Linked DNA regions of Homo sapiens: all the other regions are linked to region 2. The links are chromatin contacts, found by Hi-C or POLR2A ChIA-PET in ENCODE. All regions are on one chromosome and are shown on one strand. The core of a region is the stretch at or near the end of the contact, and the rest is flanking DNA. Distances in the headings are between cores, read along the strand shown. Region 1 holds the start of ABR (ABR activator of RhoGEF and GTPase). Region 2 holds the start of INPP5K (inositol polyphosphate-5-phosphatase K). Region 3 has its middle 35 kb from the start of ABR-AS1.

What was found. A loop is a pair of places that touch in the nucleus more often than their neighbours do. ChIA-PET counts read pairs that join two places held with the same protein, here RNA polymerase II (POLR2A). Pooled maps may share reads with other maps.
Region 1: a map of CD8-positive, alpha-beta T cell shows a loop between it and region 2 (22-fold over the local background). The contact joins the promoter of ABR here to the promoter of INPP5K in region 2. A Hi-C loop is called at or near these places in 1 of 168 maps with a recorded cell type or tissue (CD8-positive, alpha-beta T cell), 6 of 37 single-sample maps with no recorded cell type and 6 of 50 pooled maps. POLR2A ChIA-PET finds 5 or more read pairs at or near these places in 1 of 52 experiments (OCI-LY7).
Region 3: a loop to region 2 is called in a pooled map, with 4 times the contacts of the local background. The contact joins the enhancer-like site here to the promoter of INPP5K in region 2. A Hi-C loop is called at or near these places in 1 of 37 single-sample maps with no recorded cell type and 9 of 50 pooled maps. POLR2A ChIA-PET finds 5 or more read pairs at or near these places in 4 of 52 experiments (A673, CD4-positive, alpha-beta T cell, PC-9 and 1 more).

What each region holds. Positions count from the first base shown.
Region 1 is chr17:1,178,605-1,181,399 of GRCh38, forward strand. ABR (ABR activator of RhoGEF and GTPase) reads right to left here and starts at 1,377. Exons shown (of 23, transcript NM_021962.5): 1 at 1,063-1,377. The coding sequence starts at 1,123. RefSeq lists an enhancer at 1,418-2,184.
Region 2 is chr17:1,515,254-1,517,959 of GRCh38, forward strand. It overlaps INPP5K (inositol polyphosphate-5-phosphatase K), which reads right to left and starts at 1,359. Exons shown (of 12, transcript NM_016532.4): 1 at 1,203-1,359. The coding sequence starts at 1,246. It overlaps PITPNA (phosphatidylinositol transfer protein alpha), which reads right to left. Exons shown (of 12, transcript NM_006224.4): 12 at 2,465-2,706. It overlaps PITPNA-AS1 (PITPNA antisense RNA 1), which reads left to right and starts at 1,666. Exons shown (of 2, transcript NR_028514.1): 1 at 1,666-1,840; 2 at 2,465-2,706. RefSeq lists a silencer at 1,445-1,744.
Region 3 is chr17:1,215,066-1,217,926 of GRCh38, forward strand. It overlaps a transcript of ABR not described here. Among named protein-coding and RNA genes, the nearest start is that of ABR-AS1, 35 kb to the left of the region's middle. RefSeq lists an enhancer at 1,282-2,279. Within about 2 kb of position 1,251, at least 3 of the 41 ENCODE cell types and tissues checked have a DNase peak (open chromatin) inside an H3K27ac peak, as active enhancers do.

The sequences.
Region 1 (2,795 bases), core at 127-2,626, 340 kb before region 2:
CATCCAGTGCCTAGAATCAGGCTGAACCAGGCTCCACGTGGCCCCACGTGCCTCCCCCAACTCCTGCCTGGGAGATGTGCTGAGAGAGTGGGAGGGTCCCACTCACGTGGGCCAGGAAGGGCGAAATCCACTATGTAAGCCCAGGAGGACCCTCTTCCTAATCCCTGAGAGCTTTCGGGAAAGGTGTCTCAGGGAAGGGTGGGGAGAAGGGGCGGTGCCTTTCTAGCAACGGAGCAGGAGCAAGGTGCGGTGGTGGGGGCGGGGGGCGGCTCTCGGTTCGCCCCAAGCCCCCCCACACCATTACCCGTGATCAGTTACGCATCCCCCGGGGCCATGCAAGAGCAATCACATGATCCAGAGAGATTTGGGAGCGAGGGGGTGGAGAACTCGAGAAGGTTTGTTTTTTTTTTCTTCTGAGGGTGGTGGTGATGATGAGGGTGGGGGTGGTGATGAGGCTGGCAGGAAAGATTGCTGAGCCCGGGATTTTCAGCTCCCGCATCCAAACGGCCCCCGCGGATATCTGCACCCCCCGTCTCCCCTCCCACCCGATCCCACCCCAGCACCGAACCCCTGGGCCCTGAACCACACATGACCCGGTGCCCCTGGGGTGGCAAACTCGGGTGCCAACGACTGCTCCCAAAACGGCCTTTCGGCTTCAGCCTGGACAGAGAAGCTGCCGGTCCAGGGGCGGGGGCAGCACCCAGAAGGGCCTCCCTCCCCTGAGGCTCGCGGAGGCCGGGTTCACAACAGGTGGGAGGGGGGACGCAGCTCTCGGCTCGGTCCGCCCACGGTCCCCGCCCCCGGACCGCAGGAATCCTCTCTGGGGACCCCCCGCCCGCGCCCCCCAGACCAGCCCGGCTCCTGGGTCCCGACCCCGATCCCGATTCCCAACCCGACCCCGATCCGGACCCCGATCTCGCCCCCGCCCGCGCTCCCCGGACCAGCCCGGTGCCTGGGTCCCGATCCCGATCTTGGGGTCCCGATCCCGATCCTGGGGTCCCGATCTCCATCCTGGGGTCCCGATCCCGATCCTGGGGTCCCGCCCCCGCCCGGCACACGTACTGCTGTAGAGGGTGTCGATCCAGGACAGGCGCGGCAGGCCCCGGTGGCTGAGCGGCTCCATCCCGCGGCGGCGGCTCGGTCAGATCCGAAACCCGACCCTCATCGCGCAACAAAGGAGGGAGAGCGGGCGGGAGCCGGGGGAGGCCGAAGTTGCGAGCGCGGAGGGGCGAGGAGGCCGGGAACCAGGTCCCCGGGAGGAGCGCGGGGCGGCCGGGGCAGGGGCGAGGGCGGGGCGGGAGCCCCCAAAACCCTCCCGAACCCTCCCGGCCCCAGCGGCCGCGCCGAGCCCAGCTGCGGATCCCGGAACCGATGAGCAACTTCGCGGGGGGCGGGGCGGGGGTGGGGCTTCGTGGTGGGGCGGGGCTTTGGTGCGGGGGCGGGGCTTTGGTGCGGGGGCGGGGCGGGGAGGGACCAATCGGCTCGAGGCTCCGCCCTCCGCAGGACGCCCCCGGCCGGGCTAAGGGGGCAGCGGGGCTCCGGCGCTGGGCGAGGAGGGGCCGCGGGGGTCTCGGGGGGTCTCCAGGCGGCGGCGCAGACCCAGGTCCCCCTCGTCCCCCCCGCGCCGGGCTCAGCAGGATCCTGGCGATCCGCAAACCAGGTGCCGTGGGGGGCCCGGGAGCCCACAGGGGTGACATCACCTCCCGCCCGGGATCTCCAAGCGCGGCTTCGCGGGCGGGAGCGGCGGCCGGGCCCCTCCCCAGCCAGACCCGCTGCGGGACCCACGGGGTGAACGTCCTGCGCGCCGCGGGACGCGCCTCTCTCCTCCCGAACCTTCCCCCGCTCGTCCCTTTCCACACCCCTGACCTCTGAGCGCGGCCGTTCCCGCCACACATGGAGGGGGGCGGGTGGAGACCCGGGAGGACCGAAGTCACGGGGGCTGTGGGGCCAGGACAGTCCCACATGTGCCCCTCCTGGGCGGAGGACAAACTGGAGCCAGGAGAAGCCCCAAGGGCTCCACGCGTTCCCCTCCAGGACCCCTCCTGGGGACCCCGAGCCGCGGCCTGGAAAGCCCATCGTGTTTGCATCATCACCTAGAAATGGTGGGAAGTCGGGTCAAGAGGCCTGAGAAATGACCGTTTAGAGACGAAATTCCCTCTAAGGAAGACCCCCTCGCCCAAGGGCAGTGAAGAGATTGGGGGCCCCATGCCTGTCTCCTGTGGGCTGATTCTGTGGGAGCCATGGCAGCTTCCCCACAGACCTCTTTGGGCCAAGCGACCCTGGAGCAGGGAAGGACAGGAGGGGAGTCAGGCCAGGGGGGTCCAGGGCAGTGGGGCTGAAGCCCCTTCCTGAACCCAGGGAAAGGGAAGCAGTGGGGCCCACCCAGGGGGCCCGGTACCCCAGATAGTGACATTTCAGATACCGGAGCTGTCTCCACCCCACCCCATCCCCAGGCAGCTTAAGGGGAAAACTTCTGGGAGCCCAGCCCTACAGAGGCCTACCAGGAAGGTTAAGTCAGCCTGGCCTTTGCCGGGGGCAGTGTGGTCGGCACCCGCAGAACGCTGGAGGGGTGTGGGGGTCGGTCCTCATCACTCCAAACAGACACACACACATCTAGTTCTTAAGGGGAGAAGCAGCTCCTCCCCCAGGATGCTGAGAGGAAGCCCCATAAGCTGCTTGGGCAGAGGCCTCTGCAGCTGCCCCAGGGGAGATGGGGGTCACCCACTCATCACAGGCTGGGGAGCCCCTGGGAGACGCACAGGATGATGCTCTGGGTGGGGAAGCCTCTACAGGTG
Region 2 (2,706 bases), core at 109-2,608:
CTATGCTCTATGTCTGCGTAGTATTCCGTGAAAAATAAAGAGTACTCTCTGGGGAAAAGTCATCAGTTGGATATTTTCCACCTCAGCTTACAAGTCTTAGGGAAGCAAGAAAACTAGATAAGGGGCCTCAATGACACTGGATCCAGTCAGAGGCTCAGGAAAGAGAGACCTACAGATGTCTTTAGTGGAACAGTCAGTCACAGCAGCTCTTCAAGAAGCCTCAGACTGTGCGGAGCACAGAGCGGGCAGGAGCTACAGACCCTGCAGAGACCAGGAACAGCCTAGCATGAGTCCTAGGCACACGATGAGGAGTACCTGCAGCAGCTGGAGATCTGGAATGGCAGAGGGTACAGGGGGATGGGAGAAAAGGGCAGTTAATGCCAAAACATCTCTCCTCCAACAGACCCCGTCCTTAGAGGTCGACGTTCTCAAAAGCACTTCAAGAAATTCTTGGCCAGTTTAAAGCAACTTCCTGTCCCTCCCTGTTAGCATAAACAACACTATACAGAAACCACCTTCCCAGGCACTCGGCCTGAGATTTTGAGCTTCATTTGTTTACGATCTCCCCCTGCTGTCCGACAGAGGCTTAAGGAACAAAGACCTTTTACTCAGAGACTTCTTTTCCCAGACTCACTCTAAGAGGATGGAGAGCAAAAGTCCGGATTTCTTGTTCCCACTCTCAAATCCGACGATTAGCAGCAAATCCAAGCATCGTGACTTAGACTAAGTGGGCGATTAGCGTTGTTCCCCGTGAAAGAGCAGGCAAGAGACCAGGCTAAGTCACTTCCCTAAAGGATCTTATCTCAATCTGATTTCGGATTCCCGGGGTTCACCATGGGATCAGGCAGACCTCCTGATGTATGTGCTGATGAAAAGTAGGAAAAAGATTTCTAACCGAGAGCCGAAGGGTGACGGCCTCGTTATGTCTTTAACCTCAAACAACCCCACACGGCTGTCCTCTCCAGAAAGCAACCGGGACACCTGCTGCGCCCCAGTGGGAACGAGCTTGGCGGCCTCGGCTTAGAGGGGGCGCGAGGCTCGGGCCCAACACAGCCCACCTGACACAGGCGTGGGAGAAGGCGAGAGCGCCTCTGAACCAAAGGCAGTCATGGAGGTCTGGTGCCTTGTCCACCCCCAGCCCGCAGCCCAAGGGGCGCCGATCCCCCCGAGCAGGCCTGCCTCTGCCGCCAGGGTGCCCTCACCTGAGCCTCCTGCCTTTCGGCCCGCTCAGCTTCCGCGAGCTCATGGCCGCCGTCGTCCCCGCGCGGTGGTCCGGCAGGTTCGCGTCTCCCGGCCAGCGGGTCCCGGCCAGAGCAGCCCTGCGGGCGGCCGGTCTCACGCGCCTAGCTGTCGCGGACTGTTTTTCTTCCGGACTCCGACCGTCCGCCCCGGCTTCCGTCAGAGACGCGCCCTCCGCGCACCCCGGGATCTGGGTGGTGCGGTTCGCAGAAGGAGGCGGGACTCTCCCACGAGCGCAAAGCTGCGAGAGGCTGAGCGAAGACGGGTTCGCGGACGTAAGAGGGGCGTGTCGGGCCTGTCATCAGCGCACGCGCAACACTGCCCCAGACGACGCGAGGTGTGCGGCCGCCACTAGACCCGGCCCAGCCCGCGCCCGCCGTCCGCAGCTCCCAGCGTGCCCCGCGCCAGGGGCCGTCTTCCGGCGGAAGTTGTCTCTTCGCCGCCGCCGCAGCCTCTGCCCCACTCGTGAGGGATCCGAGGGCTCCGTCCTTGTGCTGTCTTCGCCCCGGCTCCCAGGGGTCAAACGAGGGTCGGGGGTGGGGACACGCAGCCTAGCCACTGTCCTGCCTGGGATCCGGTCTCCCCCGCCCCCCGGCTGCAGGTAATCTCCCCATTCCTGCTACTGCGGGAGCGCCTCCGTTCTCCACGCCCACTTTCAGGCTTCTACTCCAAACTTATTGGATTACCTATTGCATATGGGACGTTTGGGGATTCCTGGACTCCTACAGAATTAGCCGTCAATAAATGAAACGTAGGCCGGGGCGCGGTGGCTCAATGCCTGTAATCCCAGCACTTTGGGAGGCCGAGGCGGGCGGCTCACTTGAGGTCAGGAGTTTAAGACCAGCCTGGCCTTAACATGGTGAAACCCCGTCTCTGCTAAAAACACAAAAGCTAGCTGGGCTTGATAGCGCGCGCCTGTTAATCCCAGCTACTCGGGAGGCTGAGGCAGGAGAATCGCCTGAACCCGGGAGGTGGAGGTTGCAGTGAGCCGAGATTGCGCCACTGCACCCCAGCCTGCGCGACAGAGCGAGACTTCGTTTCAAAAAAAAAAAATAATAATAATAATTAGCCGAGATGGGGTTTCGCCATGTTGGTCAGGCTGGTCTCGAACTCCTGACCTCAGCTGATCCACCCGCCTCGGCCTCCCAGAGTGCTGCGATTTCAGGTGTGAGCCACCGCGCCCGGCCTAAAACTACTTTAAATAAATGTTTTGCTTGTTTGGTAGGGTGGATAAAGAGGAAGATGTGAAGAGGAGGCAGACAAAAGCAAAAGGACATCCTGTCAGTAGGAAACGGCCGAATTACAATTCAGATGTGCAATGTTTGCATAAGTAAACTGACACGGGACTATTATATGCAGAAATCCACGTGCAAAAATTTTCAGACACACCTTTGTACCTCTTCCTAATCCTGCCCTGGTAAAATGGCGGTTATCAGTGCAAGTTTGAGGATACATACAGCTGGAAAA
Region 3 (2,861 bases), core at 1-2,500, 300 kb before region 2:
AGAAATTAGGTAGGCGTGATGGTGTGTGCCTGTAGTCCCAACTACTCAGGAGGCTGAGGCAGGAGAATCACTTGAACCCAGGAGGCAGAGATTGCAGTGAGCCTAGATCTCCCCACTACACTCTAGCCTGGGTGACAGAGCAAGACTCTGTCTCAAAAAAAAAAAAAAGAAAAGAAAGAGCTCTCCCTCTCCCTCTCTCTCCACGGTCTCCCTCTGATGCCGAGCCGAAGCTGGACTGTACTGCTGCCATCTCGGCTCACTGCAAGCTCCCTGCCTGATTCTCCTGCCTCAGCCTGCCGAGTGCCTGCGATTGCAGGCGCGCGCTGCCATGCCTGACTGGTTTTCGTATTTTTTTGGTGGAGACGGGGTTTCGCTGTGTTGGCCGGGCTGGTCTCCAGCTCCTAGCCGCGAGTGATCTGCCAGCCTCGGCCTCCCGAGGTGCCGGGATTGCGGACGGAGTCTCGTTCACTGAGTGCTCAATGGTGCCCAGGCTGGAGTGCAGTGGCGTGATCTCGGCTCACTATAACCTCCACCTCCTAGCCGCCTGCCTTGGCCTCCCAAAGTGCCCAGAGTGCAGCCTCTGCCCGGCCGCCACCCCGTCTGGGAGGTGTACCCAGCAGCTCATTGAGAACGGGCCATGATGACGATGGCGGTTTTGTCGAATAGAAAAGGGGGAAATGTGGGGAAAAGAAGGAGAAATCGGATTGTTGCTGTGTCTGTGTAGAAAGAGGTGGACATAGGAGACTCCATTTTGTTCTGTACTGGGAGAAAATCTTCTGCCTTGGGATCCTGTTGATCTGTGACCTTACCCCCAACCCCCGTGCTCTCTGAAACATGTGCTGTGTCCACTCAGGGTAAATGGATTAAGGGCGGTGCAAGATGTGCTTTGTTAAACAGATGCTTGAAGGCAGCGTGCTCGTTAAGAGTCATCACCAATCCCTAATCTCAAGTACCCAGGGACACAAACACTGCGGAAGGCCGCAGGGTCCTCTGCCTAGGAAAACCAGAGACCTTTGTTCACTTGTTTATCTGCTGACCTTCCCTCCACTATTGTCCTATGACCCTGCCAAATCCCCCTCTCCGAGAAACACCCAAGAATGATCAATAAATACTAAAAAAAAAAAGAAAGAAACTGAACACCTAAATAGAACTTACTATGTGCCAGGCTCAGCCCTTATATCAACTTGCTCAGTTCTCACAAATCTGCGAGGTAGGGAAGCTGTTATAACCCCCTGCTCCAGAGGAGGAGAGCGGGGCCCACAGGGGCTGTGTCATTTGCCTAGAGTCACGCAGGAGTGAGTAGCAGAGGCAGCCGCAAACCCAGCTCCGAGTCTTCCTCTGTTCCCTGCACTAGACTCACTCCTCTCACGTCAGAAGTGGAGAAAGGGGCCAGAGGAAAGCTGACGCCATTGGCAAAATCACGTCCAGCCTGAAGGGGCCCGTCGGCTCTAACTAATGCCTCCCATTCACATTGCCCATCTTCCCATCTTTCAAGAAAATCCAGAAATCCAGATTGCTAGGTAAAACCTGGTTTTAAATGGATCCAATTTTGTTTTAACCCTCTGTAGCCCAAACAAAGCACATCAGCAGACTGCACTTAGCCTGGGGCCGGCCACGTGCCACCCTGCTGTTGCAGCTGTCTCTAAGGACTGCGCTGTCCTCTGCCTGTCTAAAGACCCTGGGGAACTCTGGGTCTGGTGGCCAAAGGGGAGTCACCTCAGTGAACAACAGCTCCTTCAGCCCATTGATATGAATAATTAATTTCTGCGTGCTCACTGCCAGCCCACAAAGGTTACCAACAAGCTCGGCATTCAGGAAGCCACTCTGTGCCCTCTGAGACAATGAGGACAGGCGTGGGGGGATCCTAGGGGTGTTCAGGGAGCCCCATAATGAAGCCCAGCATGGTGAGCTGTGCTCAGAGAGCCAGCGGATGCCAGCCCAGCCTGCTGCCTAGGTGGGGCCACAGAGCATCATGGAGGCTCATTAGAGATGGGACATGCGGCGGCTTTCCCTGCTGTCAGCAGGAGTGGGCTCTGGATTCCTCAAGATGCTTTAAAATAAAACGGAAAGGCGCAATTATGCAGCCAAACAGAAGGCGAGGCAGCTGCCTACAAAACGAGGCTTTCTCCGTAATAGGACCCCAACCCCAGAGCACAGTGCGGCCGCCTCACCGTCCCCCCCAAGGCTGCAGCCGTGACGCGTCTGTAATTGGATGCTTCGCTGTTCCAGCTCTTGGATTATTCAAATTACAGGATTTTCAGTTTCAATTAAGGTTATGACCAGGCAACAAGATGAGCAAGATACCATGTTTCACCTTTATAGTCTATTTCAGCAAGAAGCATGGCCAAACTAGTAACAGTGGGGATAATCATAAAATTAACCAACACGTACTGAGTGGTTACCATGTGTCAGGTCTGGTTCAAGGTATGTTATATACATATTGACTTATTTAACCTTCACGCCAACTTACTTGACTATTGATATTATATTATCATCGTCCCCTAGCCTACAAATATAAACACTGAGGTGCAAAAAGGTTGAGGAATTTGCTCAAGGTCACATAGCAGTTAAGTGGCAGAGCCGTGAATCGAACCCAGGCAATGTGGTCCTAGACAGCGTGCTCTTATTTATTTTGTTTTGTTTTTTTGAGACGGAGTCTTGCTCTGTGGCCCAGGCTGGAGTGCAGTGGTGCAATCTCAGTTCACTGCAACCTCCACCTCCCAGGTTCAAGCGATTCTCCTGCCTCAGCCTCCTGAGTAGCTGGGATTACAGGCACGTGCCACCATGCTCAGCTAATTTTTGTATTTTTAGCAGAGACGGGGTTTCACCATGTTGGCCAGGCTGGTCTTGAACTCCTGACC